Linked DNA regions of Homo sapiens: region 1 is linked to region 2. Evidence: chromatin loops called from intact Hi-C (ENCODE). Cell type or tissue: natural killer cell. All regions are shown on one strand. Each heading gives the region's core, and the rest is flanking DNA. Links, peaks and the distances in the headings are about the cores only. Region 1 has its middle 18 kb from the start of LINC02987. Region 2 has its middle 280 kb from the start of ERVE-5.

Region 1 (9,331 bases), core at 3,380-5,879, 550 kb after region 2:
ACAATAACAAAAATATAATAAACAATAATAGAACAATAAACAGCCAAATAAGTGGGAGTAAACAAAGTTAAAGGTAATTAATATCACACTTAAGATCTCTCTCTCTATATATATTTGTCAAACCCAGTATGTAATGTGTCAAAAAAACTCTAAAAGGTTAGCTTCATCGCGCAGGAAGGGGCGTAGGAAAATAGAGTAAAGAACAAAGGAGGAAAACAACAGCAAGTCACTGTAAGTACTGTGAAAATAAACTGAAAGTAGGGCTAGAAAAAAAACAGAGAATGTCCGAGTAGTCTGATGGAATTGGGAGTCTGAGATGAGAAGGCCACCCAGGTGAGACCAGGGAGATTGAGGTCACAATGAATCACGATTGCATCTCTCTGCTGGACCTTAATGGTACTGTAATGGACAAGAGCCATGTAGCTCTTAGATGTGGCAAAGTGAGAGCCTTCTGTTCGTCCTTAGACTTGGCAAGCTGCTGGCTAAGTCCAGTGCTTATGGCCGATATTCGTCTCAAAATAAATAAACAAAAAATACAAGAGTGAATTCTTAACAATAACAAAGAAATAATAACAATATGAAAGATCAATAAATAAGTGGGAATGAAGGTAAAAGGTAATACCACAATTAAGACCTTCTCTCTCTCTCTTTCTTTCTCTCTATTTGTCACACCTAGGCTTGAGTGTGATTAAAAAAAAAAAATTAAAAGGTAAACTTCACCGTGCAGGAAGAAGCATAGGAAAAGAGAGAGAGAAAAGAACAAAGAAAAAAAAGAATAGCAAGTCTCTCCAAGTACTATGGAAACAAACAGAAAGTGGAATTAGGAAAAAAGAGAGGAAGAAGGTCTGAGTAGTCCAAGGGACACGGGAGGCCAGTTGGGAAGACCGCCCGGGCGAGACCAGGAAGATCAAGGCCACAGTGAATCACGATCCCATCCCTCTGCTCAACCTGAATTGTACTGCTGCTGGCGAGAGAGATCTGGTCGACCTTAGACATGGCAAGGCGAGAGGTGAGGTCCATCAGGTCGACCTTAGTCCAACGCTCACAGCCGACATCTCTCTCAAAATAAATAAACAAATCCAACAGTAAATATTTAACAATGACAAAAAAATTAAAGAACAATACATAAACAGGTTGCAGTTAACAAAAGTAAAAAGTAATTAATATCACAATTAAGATCTTCTCCCCTGTCTCTCTGTTTGTCACACCCAGGCTGGAGTGTGTGACAAAATAAAAAATCTAAAAGATCAACTTTATTGTGCAGGAAGGAATGTAGGAAAATAGAGAAAAGAACAAAGAAGAAAAACAAAAGCAAATCACTCTAAGTACTGTTACTGTGGAAACAAACTAAAAGTGGGTTAAAAAAAAAAAAAAACAGAGGCTGGGCGTGGTGGCTCATGCCTGTAATCCCAGCACTTTGGGAGGTCAAGGCAGGCAGATCACGAGGTCAAGAAATCAAGGCCATCCTGGCCAACATGGTGAAATCCCGTCTCTACTAAAAATACAAAAATTAGCTGGGCTTGGTGGCGTATGCCTGTAGTCCTAGCTACTCAGGAGGCTGAGGAAGGAGAATCATTTAAACCCAGGAGGTGGAGGTTGCAGTGAGCCAATATCAGCCACTGCACTCCAGCCTGGCAACAGAGTGAGACTCCATCAAGATCAACAACAACAAGAACAGCAAAAAACAGATGAAGAAGGTCTGAGTAGTCTCAGGTACACGGGGGGCCCCCCAAGATGGGAAGACCACCCGGGTAAAACCTGGGAGTCTGAGTTCTCAGTGAATCGGGAATGCATCCCTCTGCTGGACCTGAATGGTACTGTCACCAGCAAGAGGCATCTGGTCAACCTTAGACGTGGCAAGCTGATGGCTAAGTCCAACACTTGCAGCCGAAATTGGTCTCAAAATAAATAGACAAAAAATCCGATGGTAAATATTGAACAATAACGAAAAATAATAACAATATTAAGGACCAATAAATAAATAAGTGGGAGTGAACAAAGGTAAAAGATAATTATCACAATGAAGATTATCACAATGAAGATTTTCTCCTCTCTCTCTCTTTCTCAATTTGTCATGCCAGGCTAGAGTGTGACAGAAATCTAAAAGATCAACTTCATCGTGCAGGAAGGAGCATAGAAAAATAGAGAAAAGAAGAAAACAGCAAACCATTCTGAGTACCGTGGAAACAAACTAAAAGTGGGCTTAGAAGGAAAACAGAGGAAGAAGGTCTGAGTAGTCCCAGGGACTCCAGAGGCCAAGATGGGAAAGCCACCCAGGCGAGACAGGGGAGATGGAAGCCACAGGGAATCACTATCACATACCTCTGCTGGACCTGAATGGTCCTGGCGCCAGCTAGAGCCATCTGGTCGACCTTAGACATGTCAAGGCAGGAGCCATCTGATCGACCTTAGACTTGGCAAGCTGGTGGCTAAGTCCAGTGCTCACTGCCGACATCTGTCTCAAAATAAACAAAAAGTCCAACAGTGAATATTTAACAATAACAAAAATATAATACCAAACAATATTAAAGACCAATAAATAAGTGGGAGTGAACAAAGGTAAAAGGTAACTAATATCACAATTAAAATATTCTGCTATCTCTCACTCTCTCTCTTCCCCTTTCCATTTGTCACACCCAGGCTGGAATGTGACAAAAAAATATAAAAGGTCAATTTCATCATGCAGGAATGAGTGTAGAAAAAGGGAGAAAAGAACAAAGAAGAAAAACAACAGCAAGTCTCTCTAAAACTTCAGTTAGTTTCACTGTAGAAAAAAAAATTGAAAGTGGGGTTAGGAAAAAAAGGAAGGAGGAGGATAAGTTCAGGTAGCCTGAGGGACTAGGGAAGCCAAGTGGGAAGACCACCTGGGTGACACTGGGAAGATCGAGACCACAGTGAATCATGATCACATCCCTCTGCTGTACCTGAATAGTACTTCCAAAGGCAGGAGCCATCTGGTCATCCTTAGTCATGGCAAGGCGAGAGCCATCTGGTTGACCTTAGATAAGGTGAGAGCCATCTGGTTGACCTTAGACTTGGCAAGCTGGCAGCTAAGTCCAATCCTCTCAGCTGACATCTTGGAGAGAGAGACAGACAGACAGACACAAACAGCGAGACAGGAGAAAATCTTAATTGTGTTATTAATTACTTTTCACCTTTGTTCACTCCAAACAGAAAAAAATCCAACAGTGAATATTTAACAATAACAAAGATATAACTACAAACAATATTAAAGACAAATAAATGGGAGTGAACAAAGGTAACAGGTAATTAATATCACAATTAAATTCTTCTAATCTCTTTCTATCTCTCACTCTCGATTTCTCTCTGTCAACTTCATCAAGCAGGAAGGAGCACAGGAAAATATAAAGAGAAAACAAGAAAAAAATAGAAAGTCACTCTAAGGACTGTGGAAACAAACTGAAAGTAAGGTTAGGAAAAACAAAGGAAGGATGTCGAAATAGTCTGAGGGAATCAGGAGGCCGAGATCATCAGAAGGCCACCCTGTAGAGACCTGGAAGACGCCCAGGGCACAGTGAATCACGATCCGATCCCTCTGCTGGACCTGAATGGTACTGCTGCTGCTGAGAGCCATCCTCTCGACCCTAGACTTACCAAGCTGGTGGCTAAATACAACCCTCGTGGGAAGATCTGTCTCAAAAGAAAAAAATCCAACAGGGAATATTTAACAGTAACAAAGAACTAACCATAACAATATTAAAGACAAATAAATAAGTGGGAGTGAACAAAGGTGAAAGGTCAATTATATCACAATTAAGATCTTCTCTCTCTTTCTCCATTTGTCACAACCAGGCTGGATTGTTCCAAAAAAAAAAAATCTAGAAGGTCAAATTCATCATGCAGGAAGGAGGGTAAGAATATATATAGAGAGAAAAGAACAGAGAAGAAATACAACAGCAACTCACTGTAAGTACTGTAGAAACAAACTGAAAGTTGGGTTAGAAAAAAAAAAAGAAGAAGGTCCAAGTAGTCTGAAGGACTCGGGAGGCCAAGATGGGAAGTCCACCCAGATGACACCGGGGAGATCGAGGCTGCAGAGAATAAGGATCACATCCCTCTGCTGGACCTGAATGGTACTGATGCTGTTGAGAGCCATCTGGTCCTCAGACATGGGAAGGCAAGAGCCATCTGTTCGACCTTAGACATGGCAAGATGAAAGCTAAGTCCAGTGCTCGCTGCCAACACGTTTCTCAAAATAAATAAACAAAAATTTCAACAGTAAATATTCAACAATAACAAAGAAATAATAACAACTTTAAAGACCAATAAGTAAATAAGTGAAAGTGAACAAAGGTAATAGGTGATTAATATCACAATTAAGATCTTCTATCTCTCTACTTCTCTGTTACTCTCTAGCTGTCTCTGTTTGTCAAACCCATGCTAGAGTGTGATTAAAAGAAATATAAAAGTCAACTGCTTCCTGCAGGAAGGAGCATAGGGACATAACGAGAGAAAAGAACAAAGGAAAAAAAAAAAAAACAGCAAGTCACTCTATGTATGTGGAAACAAACTGAAAGTGGGGTTAGAGAAAAAAAAGAAGGTCCGAGTAGTCTGAGGGACTCAAGTGGCTGAGATGGGAACACCAGCCGGGTGAGACTGGAGAGATCAAGGTTACAGTGAATCACAATTACCTCCCTCTGCTGGACCTGAACGGTATTACCGGAGGCAAGAGCCATCTGGTCGACCTTAGACATGGCAAGGCAAAAGTCCTCTGGTTGACCTTGGTCCAATGCTCGTGGCTGACATCTCTCTCAAAATAAGTAAGCAGAAAATCCACCAGTGAATATTTAACAATAAAAAAAGATAACATTGTGTCAATAAATAGGAGTGAACAAAGGTGAAAAGTAATCGATAACACAATTAAGATGTTCTCCTCTCTCTCTCTCTCTCTGTTTGTAACACCCAGACTGGAGTGGGTTCATATTTATCATGCTGGAAGGAGTGTAGAAAAATAGAGGAATGAAGAAGGAAAACAACGCAAGTCATTCTATGTACTGTGGAAACAAACTGACAGTGGGTTTAGAAAAAAACAACAGAGGAAGAAGGTCTGAGTAGTCCCAGGTAATTGGGAAACCGAGAAGGGAAGACCACTCGGGTGAGACCAGGGAGATCGAAGCCACAGTAAATCACGATCACATCCCTCTGCTGGACCTGAACGGTACTGCCGCCTGCAAGAGCCATCTGGTCGACCTTAGACATGACAAGGCGAGAACCATCTGGTCAACCTTAGACATGGCACTCTTGTGGCTAAGTCCAACTCTAGTTGCTGAAATACGTCTCAAAAAAACAAAAACAATCCAACAGTAAATGTTTTACAAAAACAAAAAAATAAACAATATTAAAGAACAATGTATAAATAAGTGGGAGTGAACCAAGGTAAAAGGTAATTAATATCACCATTAAGATCTCCTCTCTTTCTCTTTTTCTCTCCATTTGTGATACCCAGGCTGGAGTGTGACAAAGGAAAATCTAAAAGGTCAACTTCATTTACAGGAAAGAGCATAGGAAAACAGACAAAAGAACAAAGAAGAAAAACAATAGCAAGTCACTCTAAGTACTGTGGAAATAAACTAAATGTCAGGTTAGGAATAGAACAGTGAAAGAAGGTCCCAGTAGTCCCAAGGACTCGGGAGGCTGAGACACGAAGACTGCCCAGGTGAGACTACAGAGACTGAAGTTGCAGTGAATCATCACATCCTGCTACTGGACTTGAACAGTACTGCTGCTGATGAGAGCCATCTGGGCGACCTTCGACATGGCAAGGTGCGAGCCATCTGATCAGCCTTAGACATGGCAAGGCAAGAGCCATCTGGTCAACCTTAGAAGTGACAAGGGACAGCCACCTGGTCGACCTTTGACATGGCAGGATGACAGCCATCTGGTCGACCTTAGAGATGGGAATGCAAGAGGCTTCAGGTCCACCTTCAACATGGTAAGGCTAAAGCCATCTTGTCCAGCTTAGACATGGCAAGGCAAGAGCCATATGGTCCACCTTAGTCATGGGAAGGCAAGAGCCATCTTGTTGACCATAGACATGGTAAGGTGGGAGCCATCAAGTCTGCCTCAGACATAGCAAGGTGAGAACCATCTGGTCAACCTCAGACATGGGAAAGTGAGAGCCATCTGATCTACTTCAGACATGGCAAGGCAAGAGGCATCTTGACCTCAGACATGGCAAGGAAAGAGCCATCCGGTCGACTTTAGAGATGGAAATGCGAAAAGGGTTTGGGTCCACCTTAAGCATGGAAAGGCAAGAGGCATCTGGTCTAGTTTAGGCATGGCAAGGCAAGAGACATATGGTTTACCTTAGTCATGGGAAGGTGAGAGCCATCTGGTCGACCATAGACATGGCAAGGTGGGAACCATCAAGTCCACTTCAGACATGGCAAGGTGAAAGCCATCTTGGTCAACCTTAGACATAGGAAGTTGAGAGCCACATGGTCTACTTAAGGCATGGCAAGGCAACAAGCATCTGGTCAACCTCAAACATGGCAAGGCAAGAGCCATCTGGTCAACATTAGAGATGGTAATGCAAGAGGCTTCAGATCCATCTTAGACATGGTAAGGCAAGAAGCATCTCATCTAGCTTAGACATGGCAAATCAAGAGCCATGTGGTCCACCTTAGTCATGGGAAGGTGAGAGCCATCTCGTTGACCATAGACAGGGCAAGGTGGGAGCCATCAAGTCCACCTCAGACATGGCAAGGCGAGAGCCATCTAGTCTGCCTCAGACATGGCAAGGTGAGAGCCATCTGGTTAACTTTAGACATGGGAAGGAGAGCCAACTGGTTGGCCTCAGACATGGAAAGGCTAGAGCCATCCAGTCGACCTCAGAAATGGGAAAGAGAGAGCCATCTGGACAACCTTAAACATGACAAAATGAGAGCCATCTGGTAGACTTTAGACATAGAATGGCAAGAGCCATCTGGTCAATCGTAGATGTGGCAAGGTGAGAGCCATCTGATTGACCTAGACATGGCAAGGTGAGAGACATCTGGTCGACTGAAGACAAGGAAAAATGAAAGCCATCTGGTTGAGCTTAGACATGGCAAGGCAAGAGTCATCTGGCCGACCTTAGACATGGAAAAAGAAGAGCCATCTGTTTGACCTTAGACATGGCAAGGCAAGATCCATCTGGTCAACCTTAGACATGGCAAGGTGAGAGCCATCTTGTTGAACTCACTCGAAGAGGAGACCCATCTGGTCAACCTCAGACATGGCAAGGTGAGAGCCATCTGATCGACCTTAGACATGGCAAGGTGAGAGCCATCTGGTCGACCTTAGATATGGCAAGGTGAGAATCATCTGGTCAATCTTAAACATGGCAAGGTGAGATCCAACTTGACCTTAGATATGATGAGGTGAGAACCAACTGTTCAATCTTAGACATGGCTAGGCAAGTGCCATCTGGTCCACCTTAGATATGGCAAGGCGAGAGCCATCTGGTCGACCTTAGACATGGCAAGGTGAGAGCTGTCTGTTCATCTTAGACATGACAAGCTGGCAGCTAAATGCGATGCATGCAGTCGACATCCATCTCAAAATAAATGAACCAACAGTAAATATATAACAATAACAAGGAAATAATAGTGAACAACCCTAAAGACCAAATAATTAAGTAGGAGTGTACAATAATAAAAGGTAATTAATGTCGCAATTTAAAAAAACTCCTCTCTCTCTCTGTCTCTCTCTCTATTTGTCACACACAGGGTGAAGTGTAACCAAAAAAAAAAAAAAAATCCAAAGGTCAAACTCAGTTTGCAGGAAGGAGCATAGGAGAATAAAGGATGGAACAAAGAAGAAAAAGAACAGCAAGTTACTCTGAGTATTGTGGAAACAAACTGAAATTAGAGTGAGAGAGAGAGAGAAAAAAAAAGAAGGTCCGAGCAATCTCAGATATATGAGAGGCCAAGATGGGAAGATCACTTGGGTAAGACTGGGAAGATTGAGTCTGCAGTGAGTCACAGTCGCATCATTCTGCTGGATTTGAATGGTACTGCTTCTGGCCCAAGTTGTCTGGGCAACCTTAGACATGGTAAGGCAAGAGCCATCTGATCAACATTAGACATGGCAAGGTGAAAGCCATCTGGTCGACAGGGATTCTAATAGAAGACACTCTGGGCCGATGGCAGACGTCTAATAATAGAGACAAAGGGTGAGCCCGGACATTTTAATGGGAGAGAAGCCTGGATGACCCCAGGTATTCTAATGTTAGAAACACCTACGTGACTCCAGGCCTCCTAATGGTGGAGACTCCCAGCCTACCCCAGGCATTCTCTTGTGAGAGACTTCTGGCTGACCCCAGGCAGTCTATTTATGGAGACACCTGGGAGACCCCAGGCATTCTGGGAGGAACTCCTGGCCAACCGCAGGGAGTCTAATGATAGAAACACCTGAACGACCACAGGAATTCTAATGGAAGAGACCCCTGGCAGGCCCCAGGCAGTCTAATGATAGAGGCACCTGGGTGGCCCCAGGTATTCTAACCAGAGAGACTCCTGGCCAACCCCAGGCAGTCTAATCATAGAGACACCTGGGTGACCCCAGGCATTCTAATGAGAAAGACTCCCGTGTGACAGCAGGCAGTCTAATGATAGAGACACCTGGGTGACCCTAAGCATTCTAATAGGAAAGACTCCTGGCTGACCCCAGGCAGTCTAATGATACAGATACCTGGGTGACCCCAGGCATTCTAATGTGAGAGATGCCCTGCTACATTCAGGAAGTCTAATGATAGAGACAATTTGACGACCCCAGGCATTCAAATGGGAAGGCTCCCAGCCAACCCCAGGCATTCTAATGGCAGAGACTCCCCGCTGACCCTAGGCATTCTAATGATAGAGACACCTGGGCCACCCCAGGTATGGGAGAAACTCTCAGGTAAACTCAAGTATTCTAACAGAGGTACTCCTGGCTGGCCCCAGGCAGTCTAATGATAGAGACAGCTGGGTGACCACGGGTGTTCTAATGGGAGAGACTCCTGGTCAACCCCAGGCAGTCTAATTATTAAAGACACCTGGGCTACCCCAGACATTCTAATGGGAGCAACTCCCGACCAACCCCAGGCAGTCTAATGATAGAGACATGTGGGCCATCACAAGAATTCTAATGGAAGAGGTTCCTGGCTGACCCCAGGAGAGACACCATTCTAATGGGAGAGACTCTGGGCCGTTTCCAGGCTGTCTAATGATAGAGAAACCTGGGCGACTGCAGGCATTTTAATGAGAGCGGCTCCTGTCCGAACACCAGCAGTCTAATGATAGAGACACCTGGGCAACCCCAGACATTCTAATGGGAGAAAATCCTGTGC
Region 2 (9,331 bases), core at 2,929-5,428:
GACCCACCCCTGCAGCAAACTTCTGACTGGACATCCAGGCGTTTCCGTACATCCTCTGAAATCTAGGCAGAGGTTCCCAAACCCCAATTCTTGACAGTTGCCAAGGCTTGAGGCTTGCACCCTCTGAAGCCATGGCCCAGGCTCTTCATTGGCCCGTTTCAGTCATGGCTGGAGTGGCGAGGACACAAACACCAAGTCCCTATGCTTCATACAGCATAGGAACCCTGGGCCCATCCCATGAAACCACTGTTTCCTCCTAGGCCTTCAGGCCTGTGATGGGAGGGGCTGATGTGAAGACCTCTGACATGCCCTGGAGACATTTTCCCTATTGTCTTGGGGATTGACATTCAGCTCCTCCTTATGCAAATTTCTGCAGATGGCTTGAATTTCTCTTCAGAAAAAAAGATTTTCTTTTATATTGCATTGTCAGGCTGCAAATTTTCCAAACTTTTATGCTTTGTGTCCCTTTTGAAACTGAATGCCTTTAACAGCACCCAAGTCACCTCTTGAATTCTTTGCTGCTTAGAAATTTCTTCTGCCAGATACCCTAATCATCTCTCTCAAGTTCAAAGTTCCAAAAATCTCTAGGGCAGGTGCAAAATGCTGCCAGTCTCTTTGCTAAAACATAGCAAGAGTCATTTTTGCTTCAGTTCCCCACAAGTTCCTCATCTGCATCTGAGACCACTTCAACTTTGAACTTATTGTTCATATCATTATCCGCGTTTTTGTCAAACCCATCGAACAAGTCTCTTGGAAGTTCTAAACTTTCCCACATCTTCCTGTCTTCTGAATCCTCCAAACTGTTATAACCTCTGCCTGTTACCCAGTTCCAAAGTCACTTCCACATTTTCGGGTATCTTCTCAGCAGTGCTCCACTGCACTGGTGCCTATTTACTGTTCTAATGAACATTAGTCTGTCTAATGCTCATTAGTCTGTTTTCATGCTGCTGATAAAGGCACACTTGAGACTGGGAAATTTACAAAAGAAAGAGGTTTAATTAGACTTACAGTTCCACATGGCTGGGGAAGCCTCACAATCATGGTGGAAGGCAAGGAGGAGCAAGTAACGTCTTACGTGGATGGCAGCAGGCAAAGAGAGAGCTTGCACAAAAAAACTCTCATTTTTAAAACCATCAGATCTCATGAGACTTATTCACTATCATGAAGACAGCACAGGAAAGACTTGCCCCCATGATTCATTTACCTCCCACCGGGTCCCTCCCACAACACCTGGGAATTCAAGATGAGATTTAGTTGGGGACACAGCTATATCGGAAGGTTTGCAAAGAAAAAAATCAACCCACAAAAGTCAGACTAATTGGAGAAAAGGCATATAAATGTGTTAATGTGCACACAGGGAGAAAAACACAGAGTAAGGACTCCTACCTCCCAAAGGGGTTCAGAAGCTTACATGCCATCTTGAGGCTACAGAAAAAAATGGGACTTGCCATCAACTGTGGATTGGATAAAGAAATCTACATTTGTGGATTTACATGTTGTACATATATACCGTAGAATACTACACAGCCATAAAAAAGACGAAAGTCATGTTCTTTGCAGCAACATGGATGCAGCTGGAGGCCATTATCCTAAGCCTATTAATGCAGGAACAGAAAACCAAATACTGCATATTCTCACTTATAAGTGGGAGCTGAACATCAGGCACTCATTGACATAAAGATGGGAACGACAGACACTGGGGACGTTACAAGGGAAGGGAAGGGAAGGGGGGCAAGGGTTGAAACACTGTATATTGGGAACTATGCTCACTACCTGGGTGATGGGTTCAATCATGCTACATCCCCTGAATCTAAAATGAAAATTGAAATTAAATAAAAATAATTGGGGCTTGGATTGCGGCAAAACAAATTATGGTGGTAAAACAGGTGATGGGAGGGGGAGAAGATGAGGCCTGGCTAGCATAGGTAGGCTTGTTAAGTAGCTAAAACCTCACAGGTGGCTGCCCTCAGAGAGGGTAGGTGGTAGATGTCTTTTTTAGACCTTAAAAGGTGTCATGATCTCAGTGAATCTTTCCTAGATCCAGACAAGGACAAGGGGAGGCCTCAGAGAAAAACTCGCAGTATCAGTGCAGCTTCCCTACAGATGCAAATCTCCCCCCACAGAAGACAGCTTTGCAGGGAGACTTCTGTTTGCCAGATCTCTGAACAGCCATCTCAAATTATTTCAAAAATATATTTTGGGGTAAAATATTTGGTTTCCCTAACTGCTTACAATAGTGTGGCTAGATCCTGAAGAATTTACATAGATTGTAGCATCTCTAAGTGGCAGGTTCTGCCATCACCTCTACTGTAGAAGTGAGGAAACTGAAGCTCAGGGAGTTTAAGTCACTGGCCAAGTGCACGAAGCAAGTAGTTGGTGAAGCTCTTACTTGCTGTGCTTTGAATCTTCTTTTTCAGTTATACTCTTCCTTATGCCACACCTCCTTCAGACCTGGAGGGCAGGGCATCATCTCAGCGTGCCTCCCGCCCAGGCACAGTGGGAGGGAAGCATTAGTAAGGGCTTAGCAAGTGTTTAACGAGTAAAAGAATGAATGCTAAGAACGGCTGAACTGTGATATGAAGGTGGGATGTATTCACAGTTCATATTTACTTGGGTTGGTGGGGCACGGTACGCAGATGTTATAATTCTGGATGAAAATCGAAAAGCAATTCGTGAGTGCTTACAGAGAAGCCAGCATGGCCATCACTAGATAAAAGGGTACTTTTCCAGCCTGGAGATACAAATATCATCTTTGCAGGTTTGCACGGCTTTCCCCAAGTCTTTTTTGAAAACTCTGCATGACAGAAATTCTAAATGAGTTTCCTCTCAGTTACCAGATACTTTGGAAGGGAGCTCTTGCCCAGATTTGCCATGCAATTCGCTGCCGGAAAACTCCATCATCCTTACCTGTCTCAGAGGGCAAGTTTTCCCATCTAATTATCTGAAGCAGCAGCTGGGGATCTAAGTAAAAGCTGGAGGGTTTCCACACAATTGCTATAGACTAGCTGCCTGTCTTTTAAGATAGTGGCCTGACAATTTGAGGAGACACTGCAGAGTTCCTTAGCAATGTTGCCTCGACTGTGACCTACCAAAGCTATTTATATGTGGATAAAAATGCAATCCAAACTCAACAGTAGCTTATTTTTAGTTCTCCTGGAGTGAAAATGCCCCTATAAATTGCCAGTTCTGGCAACTTTGCCTGCAGTTTTTGATTTTATTTAAATGAATGCCCACTGTTGACAAGATATATTGATAAGCCCACGTCTTCAAGATCAACCCACAGATGTAAAACATGATCAGCTACTGCAGAGAGGCCTTTGATTCCAGGAAATTGTCATGTTCCGTAGGCAAAGGTTCACTCTTTTTCTGTTGCTGGAGATCCTCTGTATTTTAACACAAGTGCTCCTCAGTTACACAGGGAAGACTCACTTAGAGATTTCCTGGGTCCATAGCAGCTTTATGAGGACAGAGGGATTTTAAAGGAAGGTACAGTCTGCGTGCAATACCTGGAGTAATTCTGCACCTTTGAGGGATATTTAAAGCCAGATTAACTGATTCTCGGTTCACTCTAAATAAGAGTTGATAATATGAACTCCCTTTGCATTTGAAGTCACTGAATCTTAAAAATAAAAAAGGGAAGTAAGATGTTGGTCCCGAAGTTGCTAATGGAGACAATGTCACTTGGGCCTCCTGGTAAAACACTGGCCTTTGCGTCTCTCCTCTTTCCTTCCTCCCGTTTATCCATTCATGCAAGCGCACGTGTTGCATTGGAGGCTCTACTCCGGCCACTGTTCCCAATGGTGGGACATGGCAGTGAGGAAGGCAGGTAAGACTCTACTCTCATCAAATTTCAACATAGGGCGTGAGGGTGTGGGAAAGGCAGGAAATATGCAGGTAAATAGATGAATAAAGAAAGTATTTTCAATGCGAAAAGGGCTATGAAGAAAAATGAAACTTGTGTCTTGTAGAGAGTGATGTGTGGAGTGCAGTGGCTCCTTTAGATGCAGTGAGTAGAGTTTTCAGAGGAGGTGACCTCTCAGCCAGTACCCGGGTGAAGAGGACGCCGCCTATCAGAGGGGCTGAGGAAGGGGAGCTGCACATAGAGGACAAGTCAGGCAGCCCTGACCTGAGGCTGCGCACTGCCTCCTGGGAAAAGGTTAAAAACCTGAGAAAGTCCTGAGTTGAAAATGTGGAGCTTGTCTGTGCCTCCCAGGACAAAGAGGGGAACCAGGGGAATGCAGATGATTCTCCTCCAAGCGCTTCCACCAGAATTTCACTCTTGGAAAAAACGCTTTTTCAGGTATTGGTTATTTTCCTGCTTGGCCACTTGATGGCACTGTTGCCCGTATAATTTTGCTAGGTCCCTGTTGAGGATGGTGTTGGAAATAATGACATTGTGTCTTCCTGAGACAGACTTTTTTTTTTTTTTTTTTTTTTTTTTTTTTTTTTTTTACCATGTTAAGAAACAATTTGCTACTGCTGAAATTCTTTTCCACCAGGAAGGGCTGCTTTCACCCAAAACCTAGAAGAGGGTGGCTATTTCTGTAGACATAGGTCTAAAAAAAGTCTTTATGGATTTTGGAACCCCAAGAACCACCAAATTCTCAGTCTCAATAAAACTGCCCAGTGACTCACCTCACCCTTGTAAACCAAAAGGTATCTGAGGCAAGTCTCAATCAATTTAGAGGTTTATTTTGCCAAGGTTAAAATAACCTTGGCACAGCCTCGGGACATCCTGACGACATGTGCCCAAGGTGGTCAGGCTACAGCTTGGTTTAATACATTTTAGGGAGACATAAGACATCAATCAATAGCTGTAAGATGTACATTAGTTCATCCCAGAAAGGTGGGACAACTTGAAGGCAGTGGGGTTGGGGAGGCTTCGAGGTTATAGGTGAATTCAGAGATGTTTCTATTGGCAATTGGTTGAAAGAGTTAAGATCTAGAATCAACAGAAGGGAGTGCCCAAGTTCAGATAAGGGGCTGTGGAGACCAAGATTCTTATTGTGCAGATGAAGCCTCCAGGTTGCAGACTTCAGAAAGAATAGATTGTGAATGTTTCTTATCTGACTTTTAAAAAGTGCCAGACTCTTAGTTAATTCTCTCCTGGATCAGAGAAAAGATCTGGAAGGAAAAGGGGATTCGCTACAGAATGTAAATTTTTCCCACAGGAGACAGCTTTGCAGGGCCATTTTAAAATGTGTAAAGAAATCTATTTTAGGGTAAAATATTTTGATTTCTTTCAGGGCCTGATACCTTTCATGTGATGCTACACTACATTCAGGCTGGAATTTGGTGTCTTATTGCTACAAAAAGTCTTAAGATCTCTGTTTTAATGTTGATGCTGGTCAGTTGTGCCTGAATTCCAATAGGGGGAGCGTATGTATGGTGAAGGGTATCCGGCCCTTGCCTCCTCATCATGGCCTGAACTCGTTTTTCAGGTAAACTCTGGAATGAATGCTCTTGGCCAAGAGGAAGGGTCCATTCAGATGGTTGGGGAGCTTAGAATTTTAGTTTTAGTTTACATCCCTGAGGCAGAGTGGGATTTCTAGGGAGTGAGAGATGCTAAAAAAAAATGTTCATCTGGGAAAGCCGGCATAACAGCCACACAATTAGCAAGACGCTCCCTCAATAAACCTTGGGAACTGGTTGCTGTGAGGAATGGAGGAAATTCCATCCCCTGATGAGAAGCTTATCAAGTCACTTAATACTCTGCATAACACTGTGCCATTTTGCATTGGAAAGCCTTGTATCCTGCAGAGAGGACGAGTGATGGAGTGGATACACACGGCTGCTAGTGCAAACCTGTAAGCCAAGGTGAGTCCCATTTTCAACCTCGAGTCCCATTCTCCTGGAGACCAACCTTCCTCTGTGGCCCACACTGCACCCTACAGACACTGTCAACATTTCCTTCTGTTTGGGTGTAACTTTTGCGTTCCTACAGCTCTAAAACCAGCATTGTTGGCACAGCCTGCTGTTTCTTGAAAAGCAGCTTAACCTCTTTACCTCTTTACCTTTACTTATCAAAATAGGTTCCTAGTGGCCACTGAAGCTGTCAGAGGCATTTGAACCAGAGCAACTCCATTTTCAATAGAGGCTGGGTAAAATAAGGCTGAGACCTATTGGGCTGCATTCTTAGGAGGTTAGGAGTTCTAAGTCAGAGGATGAGATAGGAGGTTGGCACAAGATACAGGTCATAAAAACCTTGCGATAAAGGTGGGACACAGTGGCTCACACCCGTAATCCCAGCACTTTGGGAGGCCGAGGTGGGTGGATCACGAGGTGAGGAGTTCAAGACCAGCCTGGCCAAGATGGTGAAAATCTATCTCTACTAAAAATACAAAACAAAAAAAAAGTAGCTGGGCATGGTGGCAGGTGCCTGTAATCCAAACTACTTGGGAGGCTGAGGCAGAGAATTGCTTGAACCCAGGAGGCGGAGGTTGTAGTGAGCCGAGATCATGCCGCTGCACTCCAGCCTGGGTGACAGAGCAAGACTGTCTCAAAAAAACAAAACAAAACAAAACAAAAACTTGCTGATAAAACAGGTTGTAGTAAAGAAGCTGGCTAAAACCCGCCAAAAGATGGTGATGGAATTGACCTCTAGTCATCCTCATGGCTTATTATATGCTCATTATAATATTTTAGCATGCTAAAAGACACTCCCACCATTGCCATGACAGTTTACAAATGCCATTGCCATGTTAAGAAGTTACCCTATATGGTCTAAAAAGGGAAAGAATCCTCAGTTCAGGGAGTTTCCCACTCGTTTCCTGGAAAGCTCATGAAAAATCCACCCCTTGGTTAGCACATAATCAAGAAGTAACAATAAGTATCATTAGCAGCTGAAGCGGCTCTCTGCCTTTAGAGTGGCCATTTTTTATTCCTTCACTTTCTCTAATAAACCTGCTTTCACTTTATGAACTCACCCCAAATTGTTTCTTGTGTGAGATCTAAGAACCCTGTCTTGGGGTCTGGATCGGGACCCCTTTTTGGTAACAAAGTCTCTACTTATTTAGCTTAGTGGCCAGCTAATAACTGGACAGAGGTTTCTTTAAATGCCTGGAATGAAATATCTCTCAGTCTTTGCAGATGGGTTTTCTGCGTCTGTTGGGGCACATGGTCAGCACTCTGCCAGGAAATTGGCAACTCTGTCTCAACTTTCCTTCCCGCTCCTGCAGGGCCTCAACTTCAGTCAGTGGTGAGTGCTTAGGGCCTTCTCCGGTTCCTGGACATGTGCAAAGCCCTACTGGACAGATTCTCAGGGTCTTATAGATTCCCAGGAATGTGACAAAGCTTTTCAGGGTCCTTATGGACATCTCATTCCTCAGCTTTTCCTTTAAGCTTTTCATTAGTCTATTGTTTGCCCCAAATGCTATCCATTACCTCGGGCAGCTGTACCCGTTGAAACACTAGTAAATGCTACAGGCAAATGCTCCTCCCTCCCCCAAGGCTTTTAGTACTGGGCCACTAATAAAGACAAGGTCTTTCAGGGAAGCACTAGACAGGTCAAATAATGACTCTCTTTGGGAATGAGATCTATTCTATCCCTTTCAGTACAGGGAGTGCAGGTGATTTCCAAGGCTGCTGCTGAGCTGGAGCAAGAGGATGAGACTAGGGCAAGTCAAAATGCTACAAAGCCCTCGGTTCTTACTGGGATTCAGCTGCTTTTCTTACATAAACACTCCCTGGGGTGTTGCAAGCAGTTGGTGAATTTTCAGAGTTCTGAAAAAGTTGTTTCTGGCCATTTTTGCCAGTTTTTTTTATGGCTTTTATGGAGGAGTGAACTTTCAGAGGTTCTGTACTCTGCTGCCTTCCTGATGCTTATCTGCTCCTTTCCTTTTGGAGCTGGGATGAACCTGTCTAGCCATGTTGAAGCCACATCTGCATAGCATCAGACAGCCCATCAGTTTATGTCAATGAGACTGAGGTAACACTGCCGTAAGCTACGACATACAGCTGTCTGTATTATTGTCCCCTAAAGTGCAGAGAACTCTCCAAAAACAGTTGATTTTTACCTCACAGTTGATTACTAAGAAAAAATACAACCTCAAATTAAACTCCAAGTGGGAGAATGCTGCAATGTTAAAATTGTCATAATTCTCAATTCGGTACAGACATGTCACTCCAGTCCGATATTGTCATTGGCCCATTCACTCAGTCTCTGTTGAACAGCTGGTATCAATTGAACCTGGTGGCCTGGAAGAGGCAGAGCTGAATAAGATGTAGTCACCTCCTAAAGGAGGTGAAGGAGACAGCCAGACCCAGCAGCTCCTGGCTCAAGGGCTCTGAGGAAGGGGTGTGCAATGGCCCCAACAGACCTCCTGAATAAGGTGGCATTTGGGTTCAATGGGTTTGGGCAAAAGTATTTATCCTCATAAATATTCTTGACTTAAAGATCTTTTAAATTTTTTATTTCTATTTTGTAAAATTTCAATGGCTTTGGGGGTACAAGTTGTTTTTGATTACACAGATGAATTGTACAGTGGTGAAGACGGAGATTTTAGTGCGCCCGTCACCTAAGTAGTGTACATTGTACTCAATAAGTAGTTTATTTTCTCTCACCTTCCTCCCACCCTCCTGCTTTTGAATCTCCACACTTCATTATATTACTCTGTATGTCTTTGCGTACCCATAGCTTAGCTCCCACTTATAAGTGAGAATGTTCAATATTTGGTTTTCCATTCCTGACTTACTTCACTTAGCATAATGGCCTCCAGCTCCATCTAAGTTGTTGCAAAAGACATTATTTTGTTCCTTTTTATGGCTGAGTAGTATTTCATGATTGTGTGTTGGCCTATCAGTTGATGGGCACTTAGGTTGATTCTATGTCTTTGCAATTGTGAATTGTGCTGTAATAAACATATGCATGCAAGTGTTTTTTTGATTTAGTGACTGTTTTTGGGAGGTAGATACCCAGTAGTGGAATTTCTGGGTAGAATGGTAGATCTACTTTTAGTTCTTTGACAAATATCCACATCTTTTTCCACAGAGGTTGTGCTAATTTACAATCCCACCAGCTGCGTATAAGCGTTCCATTTTCACTACATCCACACCAACATCTATTGCTTTTTGACTTTTAAAAAATAGCCGTTCTGACTAGGATAAAGTGGTGCCTCATTGTGGTTCTAATTTGTATTTCCCTGATTAGTGATGTTGAGCATTTTTTCATCTGTCTGGTGGCTTTCTGTGTGTCTTATTTTGAGAAATGTGTATTCATTCAACTCAAGGATTTTATCCTTGCTTTTGTTTCTTCCTGGAATGTTCTTACTTCACTTACCTGGGTCTCTCCTCTCATTCAGGTCTCAATGCCAAGGTCTTCCCTGAGGACCTG

What was found. Peaks named below come from ENCODE experiments on the same cell type or tissue, not always from the same donor. Only the 100,000 strongest peaks of a DNase experiment are listed, where the experiment ranks them.
Region 1: a loop joins it to region 2, with 5 times the contacts of the local background. A loop is called at or near these places in 2 of 110 quality-filtered maps.

What each region holds. Positions count from the first base shown.
Region 1 is chr19:27,770,389-27,779,719 of GRCh38, reverse strand. No RefSeq gene overlaps it. Among named protein-coding and RNA genes, the nearest start is that of LINC02987, 18 kb to the left of the region's middle. In natural killer cell, for the core only: CTCF peaks have their summits at 4,310 and 4,666 (motif pointing left); no DNase peak of the experiment used is centred there.
Region 2 is chr19:28,320,531-28,329,861 of GRCh38, reverse strand. No RefSeq gene overlaps it. Among named protein-coding and RNA genes, the nearest start is that of ERVE-5, 280 kb to the left of the region's middle. In natural killer cell, for the core only: CTCF peaks have their summits at 4,129 and 4,331 (motif pointing right); a DNase peak (open chromatin) is centred at 4,331.